Regions from separate parts of the Homo sapiens genome. Here region 1 is linked to region 2. A link is a loop called in an ENCODE intact Hi-C map of the cell type or tissue named here. Cell type or tissue: heart left ventricle. All regions are shown on one strand. Links, peaks and the distances in the headings refer to the core of each region. The heading gives the core; the rest is flanking DNA.

The links. Peaks named below come from ENCODE experiments on the same cell type or tissue, not always from the same donor. Only the 100,000 strongest peaks of a DNase experiment are listed, where the experiment ranks them.
Region 1: it touches region 2 in a loop (2.4-fold over the local background); 2 of 110 quality-filtered maps call a loop at or near these places.

The regions. Positions count from the first base shown.
Region 1 is chr5:97,124,442-97,129,829 of GRCh38, reverse strand. It overlaps LIX1 (limb and CNS expressed 1), which reads left to right. Exons shown (of 6, transcript NM_153234.5): 2 at 5,201-5,364. Among named protein-coding and RNA genes, the nearest start is that of LIX1, 15 kb to the left of the region's middle. RefSeq lists an enhancer at 4,855-5,388. In heart left ventricle, for the core only: no CTCF peak of the experiment used is centred there; no DNase peak of the experiment used is centred there; H3K27ac peaks cover 460 bases.
Region 2 is chr5:97,074,698-97,080,085 of GRCh38, reverse strand. The region is part of intron 1 of LIX1-AS1 (LIX1 and RIOK2 antisense RNA 1); the gene reads right to left. Among named protein-coding and RNA genes, the nearest start is that of LIX1-AS1, 3.7 kb to the right of the region's middle. In heart left ventricle, for the core only: no CTCF peak of the experiment used is centred there; no DNase peak of the experiment used is centred there.

The DNA of each region.
Region 1 (5,388 bases), core at 266-5,265, 50 kb before region 2:
ATCTTCTATACTTTTGATAACATTCAAATACTTGACTAACATTTATTATGTTTCTACTATGTTCCAGGGGTTGTGGGGAAATGATATAATTCTTTCTCCAATGAGCATTGTCTATATTACAGATAGACAGCATGAAAATAACTTAAGTTCTATTATATTACGGAGTATCTCAGGATAAACCAAGAACATGGACTATAGAGGCAAAACTAGGTTAAAAATCCTAGGTCTAAGACTTAGTAGCTGTGTGATTACACCTTCAACTTCTTTTTTTTTTCCTTTGTAGGATGTGAATGATAATACCTATTTCAAGGGGGTGCTGTAAGGATGAAATGGGAAAATGCATATAATAGGTACATTAGGAGGATAGGAATGGTCACTTCTTCCTACAGCAAGGCATCTCAAATTTTAACATGCACCAGTTTTTTTTTTAAATCTTGTTAAGAAGCAGATTATATTTCAGAAGGCCTAGGGTGGAGCCTGAGATCCTGCATTTTTAACAAGTTCCCAAGTGATATCCATGATGTTTCTTGCGGGTAGGGCGTGCACTTTCTTTAGCAAGGGCTTTGAGATTATTTTGTTTTTGTTTTTGAGAAACTGATGCTGGAAGCAAGTCTTGAAAAAGAGTAGGTACCATTCAAGAAGACAATAGACAGTGGAAAGAAGGGCATTCCAGGAGGATGAATGGAAGTACTGGCTTTTGAGAAGCATAAGAAGCATAGGGAGTGAGGAACGTGAAGGGTGAACTTGGGGAGAGGAGGTTAGGACAAGAGAGAATAGTGAGACATAGGGTCTTCTATGCCTTGCCAAGGAGTTATTCATTCCATAGTTAATTAGGGACCCATAGAAGGACTTGAAGATGTGAGTGATTTGATCGGCTATGAGATTCAGTGATATTACCCCGGAAACAGTGGGAGTATAGGTTGGATGGGAGGCTGGTTGGAGTCAGGAGGGTATTGTGGTATGCTTGATCAGATACAGTGAGCATGAACGAATGCAGTAATGGCAGTATAGACTGAAAGAAACTGATGCTGATGGGAGACATCAGGATATGAAACTGACAAAACTTGGGCATTTATTAGATATTGAAAGAGGAAATGAAGTTTAAGGTTTATGCCCAGTTTCTGATTTAGGTAACTAGGTAGATGATAACATCACTTTTTTTTTGTAACCCAGGAGAAAGAAAAGTAATTCAGGAGGAAGAGAAGAGTTTATGAAAAAGAAAATGAGTTGAGTTTGAAAATATGTTGAGTTTTTGCAACATCCAAATGGCAGTGTCTGATAACAAAATTGGAGATGCAGGAGAATAGTTTGGGAGCTATCTGTGTATATTATGGTGGGTTCTATCATTCAAGGAGAATAGCTGGAAGAGAACAAGAGGAGACAAGACAAGATTTCCATGCTAGCCAACATGAGTAGTGAGCAGAGGAAGAGAAATCCACAAAAGACACCAAGGAGAAATGATCAGGAAGAGATGCAGACTGAGGAGGAAAAGCCTAGGGAGACAAGGTTTCTAGAAGAAAGTTATCAGCTTTATCAAACACAGCTAAGAAGTCAAGTAAATAAGGACTGAAAACCAGGAATTGGTACATTTGTAGTAATTTCAGTGGAATAATTTAGAGGAAAGCCTACATTACTTGAAGTAGGTTAAAAATAAATGGAACATAAGGAAGCAGAGATAGTCAATGTGGAATATTCTTTCTAGCAGTTTGGCTATATTGGGAGCATTTTAATAACTAGTAGCCAGACATAGCTCCAAGATTGAGTGTTTCATTTAATTGATTGATGGATTCATTCATTTATTCACTTAATAGTTGTTTTGAGCACACTTTGGCTGCTGGGAAAGAGTGAATAATGAGGGAACTTTTAAAAATAGGCCATGGGAGTGACTAAGAGAACAATTCCAGGAAAAGCAGCACAAATTCTTTTGAGACTGTAGGAAATAAGGTGGAGCTGAGCATTTGTGCAGATGGGTCCCTAGACATAGGGATGGATATTGCACACTTGGTAGCTCAAGTTTATTCTGTAACATGGAAGGCAGGATCATTGGCTGGGCACTGAAGGTACAACTGCACCTAGAGATCAACTATGTATTGATTGACGCCTACTCTCAAACTTGGGTGATTTTCTTCAGCAGCTCTTGAACCTCTGCTCATATTTTCTTTGAAATTGTCCACAAACCTTGTTGATGCTACCACCCCAAATAAAGAAGCATGTGTTTCATAAATAGAGCATTTTCTGATATACCCATCTTTGGAATTCCAAACGGCAAGCTGGCCTTCTTCCCTCTGCACTTCATTTGTCTGGTTTTTGAGTCGACAAGAATAGATAGAGATAGAAAGATGGATTGTGTGTCTGTATGTATATATATTGCACTCTTGGTGGGTGATGACATCTATGGGATCATCAGAGAAATCTTTCAAAATTGCAGAATGAAAAATTTGAAAACTTCAACTTTTATTCACACAGAAATCGACTTAGTGCATACCTTCAAACTTTTTAATCCCAAAAGCTTTACATGCCAAAATTCTTGTGTTCATTTTCCCTAGATTATCATGCATTTTACCTAGACTATCATGGGTCCTCAACTTCCTCCTCCACTTCTCAGCTAAACACCAGTCAACAACTGACTGACAAAGTAGGAGGCTAATAGTCCTTGTTGACAAGAAGAGTAACAGGCTACTGGCATTAGTTACAGTCTTCAATCTTTAGGACATCTCTGCTGACTTCTGGAGGTCAACTGCAAGCAGAGACTCAAGTCAGCTAGCTCATAGATATTTGTTTCCTCAGGGGTGGGAGGGAAAGGAGGAGAGTAGGGGACAGAAATAATAGTTTAGAAAATAAAAGTTCTAATTCTATTTTGAGTTACATCAACTAGTAGAAAATATTATTTCAGGGTGGGCACGGTGGCTCACGCCTGTAATCCCAGCACTTTGGGAGGCCGAGATGGGCGGATCACAAGGTCAGGAGATCAAGACCATCCTGGCTAACAGTGAAACCCTGTCTCTACTGAAAATACAAAAAAATTAGCTGGGCGTAGTGGTGGGCACCTGTAGTCCCAGCTACTCAGGAGGCTGAGGCAGGAGAATGGCGTGAACCAGGGAGGCAGAGCTTGCAATGAGCCGAGATCGTGCCACTGCACTCCAGCCTGGGCGATTGAGCAAGACTCTGTCTCAAAAAAAAAAAAAAAAAAAAGAAAGAAAATATTATTTCAAATATTTTCAAAAAAATTAAAAAGCTCTGTAATGACCAATTCTCAACTTGACCATTCAATATGTATTTTATTGATTAACTCAAGTATCCCCTCACTACTTTTAACATTTTCCCAATTTCTTTCCCAAATCACTTCTTAAATTACTAAACACTGCAGTTTTTAAATATACATGGCAACCAGTTCCTTAGGAGTTGCCAGAATTTGCCTGAACTATACACCATGAAGCTGATCAGTGACCTACAGAGGAGGTGCAGACACCTAGTGCTCTAGTAAACATTTAGAAAGTGGCTATACAATGATTTTGCCTCCAGATCACACTCTGAGATACTCCAGACTCACTGAAAAATGTCACTGTCCAGAATTTTAAAGCAGATCCAAGAATATATTCAGGATAATGGCAAAGGGCATAGATGCCGTGTTACACAAAGCATGTTTGAAAGAGCAAAAACTATTTAATCTAGAACTTGAAAAAACATGAGTGTTGACTGTTTAGTGTACTTTTCATATGCATGTGAGAGATGCCACCTGAAAATGGCTTAAGGAAAAAGCAGGTGGGTTGGTTAGATAACTTCAAGTCCAATCAAGGATCCTGGATTATGGGCATAGCTGAAACCAGGAGCTCAAACTATGTTGTCAAAACTTAGCCCTCCTCCATCTCTTTACTGAACCGTTCTCTGGGCTTTCTTCTCAGCCAGATTTTCTTCTTGCTTGGGCAGCACCATGCTTACCTCCTACGGCTCCAGAAACCCCACTGAAAACAGGAAACTTTCAACATTTTCAACACATTCATTGTCCCTAAATGGCTTGGCTATGGCCAAATTCCCACCTGCACCCCTCGAGACCACATGATTGTTCAAGGAAAATCTTGGTGCTGTTTCCACAAGCAGGGAAGTGAATGCCAGGCAAGCAAAACAACAGATGTCTTATACTGCTTTTAAACCTGTGGTGGGCTCCCATGTGGATAAGGAAATAAACTTTTTGAGGCCTCAGAAATGAGAAGTAGACCCTCTGCATGAACCTTACAGGAAAGCAGATTTCAGTTCACTCCTACAAGGACCTTTTCACAGAACCATTAGCAGTTGAAATAGGCTGCCTCAGGTTGTGGCAAGTACTAGGTCCTTCCACATGTTCAGGTACAGGCCAGATGAGCAGCTGTCAGGAATGCTGGCGAGGAATTCCTGCATTAGGCAGGGCTTTGCCTACATGACCTATAAGGTCACTTTTGACTCTACAATTCTATTATCCTTGTTAATTTCTACAATTTAATTTGCAGTACAGGATAAACAAACCAATCTAATTTGATCTGGAACTTCTGCAGGCTATCACAGGTCATTTAATCTAAAACATATGGCTCTAGCCATTACTATGTTTTCTGAAATACTCGAACAGACCTTGTTCTTAACAAGGTCTTCATGTTATTAGTTTCACTCATGGATTTTTCCAGCCTCCTGCTTATTCTACAACTGCCTTTCATTCTCGTTTAGACTGGGGTGGAAGGAGCATGAAAGAGTTCCCTTCTTTCTGACTTTCTCTTCTTAAATCTTTGCAGGCTTAAGAATCTATGAGAAATGAGAAAGAGGACCACAGATAATCACAGCTCTGGATAAAGTCTATTAAGACAAATGTTCAAAGCAGAATGAGATTTTTAATTTTTATATTAAAAATTAATTTATAGAGTAAATTTGAAATACTGCTATATTGTTTTAATTAGGGTACCAAAACCACTTCTTGAGCCTTACTCATTAAGAAATATACACATTTGCATTTGTAAATAACAGGTTCAATTTGTATATTTTAACATACTTTAAATATATTTAAATAAAGTATATTCTTTCACAGCTAAAAGCCCCTCCACCCCACTATCCACATACCCAGCTCTACTTAAACTGGAACTGTCATGCTACAGAATCCAGCTTGCAAATAAAATTTTGGTTTTGCACCAGATTATGTCCATCCTTAATAACTGATGGTGTTTCTTGTCTTTTTCAGTGAACGTTGTGTCAATGTTACAGGAATTTTGGGAAAGCAAGCAGCAGCAGAAGGCTGCATTCCCAAGTGAAGGTGTGGTGGTCTATGAGTCACTGCCAGCTCCTGGGCCTCCCTTTGTGAGTTACGTGACCCTCCCAGGGGGAAGCTGTTTTGGCAACTTTCAGGTAAGAAGTAGCCATTAATTTGTC
Region 2 (5,388 bases), core at 99-5,098:
GAGGAAAGACACTAGAATAGTGTTACAAGAAAAACTTTAGCCGAATTAAATTTAAAGGTGTTTAACTGAGCAATGAGCGATTTGCAAATCGGACAGCCTCCAGAATCATAGCAGATTCAGGGAGACTCCAGGGATGCCTTGTGGTCAGAAGAAATTTGTAGAAAAAAAAGGCAGTGATGTACAGAAATTGGAAGTGAGGCACAGAAACAGCTGGATTAGTTACAGGTTGGCGTTTGCCTCATTTAAACACAGTTTGAACACTCCAGCAGTGTGTGAGTGGTTGAAGTATGGCTGCTGTGATTGGACAGGACTCAGCGACTGTTACAGACACACATTCCTAAGTTAGATTTTCAATCTTCTCTAGCTATTAAGTTAGGTTGCCAGTAGTCCACAAGGACTCAAATATAGAAGTACGGAGTCCTTCTCAGGCCCCATTTAGTTTGCTTTAACAATAGGCGCATGCTGGTCATCCCGTGGAAGGCCACCCTGCCTCTAGTAGAACAGCTACAGCAAAAGGAGAACTTAAGCACAAACATTAAACTGCCCATTCAAATAGTGCTGAGAGTTTCTCTTTTCCTTTTATGTGCCTTCTTCCCTTGCACCATTCTATTTGGTTATGCCACTGAACATTTTTGTTTCTATTCTTTGATTCCCACCAAACCATTGTGCTGTGCTTTGAAATAATATGCTACAGATTTCCACATTCTATACCAGCCCTTGTGTCCCACACCCCTTCTCTCTATATATATCCCCTCTGCCTACCAAGAAAGGGGTGGGCACTGAACAATAAAGAAAAGGGACACAAAAAGAGAAAAGCTCACATGGTGCCCATGTGCTGGTTAAGTTCTTGTTTTGTTTTTCTCAGTGGGGTTGGCAAATGATGTCTCAAACCCATGTGTCATTAAATGAATCAGCTCCTCCACCCTCACAATAGATGCTACAGATCCCTTGACGAAATTCACTTGGTCCCACAAGAGAGCCAAGGCACACAGCTGTGCTTCCTCTCTGTCATTACAGAGGTACAGAGTTTGCAGCAAAGGTGACATTTTAAATCTGTTAGCACCAAGGAACAAAGACAACTGTGATAATTTCCTTCCCCCTCTTCTCCCCTGGTTTCCCCTGATACAAATGAGCACCGACATTCTGATTAATTAGACTTTGAGCATTTAAAACAAAATACATTTCTGTATGCAGGAAAGTTATTCCAGTTTGCCTAAGTAATTAAAAGAGAAAGCTTCAGCATTATAATACCTGAGCAGTTCAAACTGAGTAAACCCTGATACAGGAAAACCTGTCTGATGAGAAAGATTTTCTTCCTATCAGCAAAGGAAGTTTATTTCTCAGGGGCAGATTTAATTACTTTATGCAAATATCATCAGCAAACGATCCAATGCCACTATGCTCTCTGCCCAATAATCTATATCATCTCCCCTGTTTAATATCCAAATTGTTAGTATGTGTATGTGTATATTCAGTCATGTACTGCACAGTGACCTTCCAGTCAATGTCAAACTGTACATATGCCAGTGGCGTCATAAGAATATAATGGAGTTGAAAAACTTCCATCACCTATGGAAGTCATAGCCATAATAACATCGTAGCACAATGCATTACTCCCATGTTTGTGGTGATGCTGGTATAAACGAACCTACCTTATAAACTTTAAAGTAAAAAAAAGTTACAGTAAGCTGAAGTTAATTTATTATTGAAGAAAGAAAAATTTGTGTTTATAGTGTAGCCTAAGTGTACAGTGTTCATAAAGTATTCAGTAGGGTAATGTCCTAGGCCTTCACATTCACTCACTGCTCACTCACTGACTCACCCCAAGCATCTTCTAGTCCTCCATGCATGTTACGTGCCCTACACAGGTGCACCAGTTTTTATCTTTTACGCCATATTTTTACTGTACCATTTCTATGTTTACATATAGAAATACCAACCATTGTGTTACAATTGCCTATAGTATTCAGTACAGCATGCTGTACAGGTTTGTAGCCTAGGGACAATATGCTATACCACCTAGGTTTGTGTAAGTCCACTCTACGATGTTTGCAAAATGACAAAATCTCAGAATTCTCCCCTTCATTAAGCAATATATTACTGTCTCTTTTCTTTCCTTGCCAGCTCTCTCCCTCTCTCTCTCTATATATAGAAGTAGATGTAGGAGAGAATTTACCACCTGGACACTTGAAGGAATTAATTATGTTTATAAAGATGGAAATGATTATAAAAGACATATTTAGATCAAATTGAAAACAAATAATCTACTTCAGTTAACCATAGATTAATGAGGGAGGAAAGTTAAACAGCAAATATGATCAAGTAATCCTCTACAGTTGAAAACTGCAATCTCATAAAACATTAACTCAGACGGTGCTCTAATTGAATGATATAATATAAATGCTTGCTATCTTTCATCATAGTCTACTTAAATTTTTTCTTTTTCTTTTACTTCATTATTTTATTTTATTTTTTTTTTTTTGTGAGACAGGATCTTACTCTGTGGCCCAGGCTGGAGTGCAGTGATGCAATTTCGGCTTACTACAACCTCTGCCTCCCGGGCTTAGTTAATCCTCCCACCTCAGCCTCCTGAGTAGCTGGAACTACAGGCATGCACCACAACACCTGGCTAACTTTTTGTAGAGACAAGGTTTCACCATGTTGCTCAGGCTGTTCTCAAATTCCTGGGCTCAAGGGATCCACCCACCTCGGCCTTCTAAAGTGCTGGGATTATGGGCATGAGCCACTCCACCTAGCCAAATTTTCTTAATTCCACACAATTAGAAGTTCTAATGTGAATCGTTTTACATAGCCTTGGTATGCCCCTGCCCTTCTGCCCAACTAAATTGTGACATAGTCACTCTACCACTTGTTAATTGTGACAAATTTATATTCCACAATGTACATTTTAAATTGTTTAATTTCTTTTACTTGTAAAATACATTTTACCAAAAAAACCTCACCCGCATATGCTTTTATCTGGATTCCTAATTTTAAAGATATCTGCAGAGTCATTTTACACTTGTCCAGTTGTATACAGCCAAATCAGAGATGCAATAGTAGATTGTCATCAACAGTTGTAATAGTAGATTGTCATCAATAGTTTTTGAGCATAAAATCAAATTCCACTCATAAACATAGGCGAACAAATAGAGTTATCTATGGCAAATATTCTTGTAAATGTTGTTATCAGAAACTTATTCTAATCCCAAAGTTATAAGGTAACAGTCACTAGAATTATTAATACAGACCTTTCCATTTTACTGGGAGTCTGCCAGCCTTTCCTAGCAAACAGACTTGGACAAAAACTCAGGTTTATGATGATAAGAGATAGAAGAAATAATAATTTAACTTAAATTTTGGTATGCAATAGGTATGTCAGATATTTGTTGACCTTTTCTGATCCACCTGATAAGATGTCAGTCATGGCTGCCCCAGAGATGATCTACTCAAAGCCACTGTATCAATATTTCCCCTCCTTCGAAGTTCTTCATTGACAGGAACCAAAATTGGTGGCCTCTGTCTTCAATTATTTTGAGGCTTATAATTTTCTGTTTCTACTTTAACTGTGTGACTTGGATGAGTCTTTTAAGATCTATTATTACTATTATTATCACTTGTAAAACAAGAATATTTTGCTGTCTTCCTATGCAGCAAGTACTATCCTAAGGGCTTTACATTTATTTATGGCACACTTACTTTGAAAAACCCTGTGAGGTAGGAACTACTATTATCTCTAGTTTATAAATGAGAAAATAGAGTCAGAGAGGTTAAGTAGTTTGCCCAGAGACACACAGCAAGGAAGTTAAAACTGTCTATTGCCATTGTGTAGATCTGAGCACAAATGCTTTGTCATCAATGGTTAATTCAGTACTTTTTTGACTTTAATAAAGCTGAGAATCACCTGGGGATCTTTTAGAAACATAGCCTGTGGTGCAGTAGGTCTGGAGTGGGGCCCTTAAAATGTATTTCTAACAACTTCCCAAGTGACACTGATGCTTCTGGTCTGAGGATCGTATTTAGAGAAGGAATATCATCAACCATGTCCTCGTCAAATTCATAGTTCTGGGCTGCATCATGGTACACGGGCCATGTTATTAGTTGTCTCCCACTTGTGTAAGATGTAGAGGAAATAACATAAGATGCCTGTGAGGATTTGATGTGATCATCTGAGTCTTGCTCTGACAATTATTAACATTCAGTTGCCCATTAAAATTCTTTGGAATCCTAGGACTTTGTCTGCTCGTCTCCTGTCAAATTCACTCCCCATCACCAATGGAGAGCAGCAGAGTTACTTAATCATTTCAGTCTTTTTCCATTCATTTCACACAGCTGTAATCAAAAACATAGGAGACTTAGAAGCCGATATGGAAATATGCTTCTGCTCCTCCGGGAGACATTTTTAGCTAGAAAGCTACTGATCTAACCTCAGATCCTCAAGACAATTACCCAGGAGCTGCTGTTGACTAACGAGTGAGCATTTGAAGCACGCACACAAGAGAAAGAAAGTGTTTTACACAAACACAAGAGCTTCATGGGCCTATATGATCAGGCCTAAGAAGACTAAAATATCTTTTCCTAATAAATATTCATTGAGCTAAGCACTTTGCTACATGATTTCTAATTAAATGTCATATTTTAATTCTCACAACTATCCTGTGAGATAACTTTCTCATCCCTGTTTTTTAGATTTAAAAAAACTGAGGCTTGAGAATTTTACATGACTTACCCAATGTCACATAGATGACATGAAATAGATCTGGCATTTGGCTCCCAGCCCAGTGTGTTCTCTCGATTATATAACTCCGTGTTATGTTAGTCTACACAGGAGCCAAGGTAAAGCCATACTTACCTGGGATTGCATTCCTGCTCTTAAACTTAATGGTTATATAACCTTGGGTAAGTTGTTTAAATTTTCTAAGGCTTAGTTTTTCAATATAAACGCAGAAAAGGCATGTCTAGGAAGAATTAGGGAAGGAAGTAATACCTGAGCCGAGTCTTGAAAGATAAACAGGAACTTTCAAGATAGACTGTTGGGTGGGGCAGGTTAAGAAAAGTGTACCAATGGGAACAACTGTGCAAAGACATGGAGTTGGAAGACAGCATGGAGCTTCAGGAAATAACAAATATTTCAGGGGTGCTGGCTCATGCATCTCTGCTCTACAAAATGGGAGCCCATGAAAACAAAAATCTCCATCTCCTAGCTCAGTACCTAATCCATTATCAGTACTTCACAGCACAGGATAGGTGTTTCAGAAATACTGGTTGAATGAAATAAATGAATAGGTGAATGAAAATATTTAATATTTGCTGCTAAACTAGAGGAAGATCATTGGTCATGTACTGGTTAGGCTGAGTGGCTTAAACAACAGAAATTTATTTTCTCAA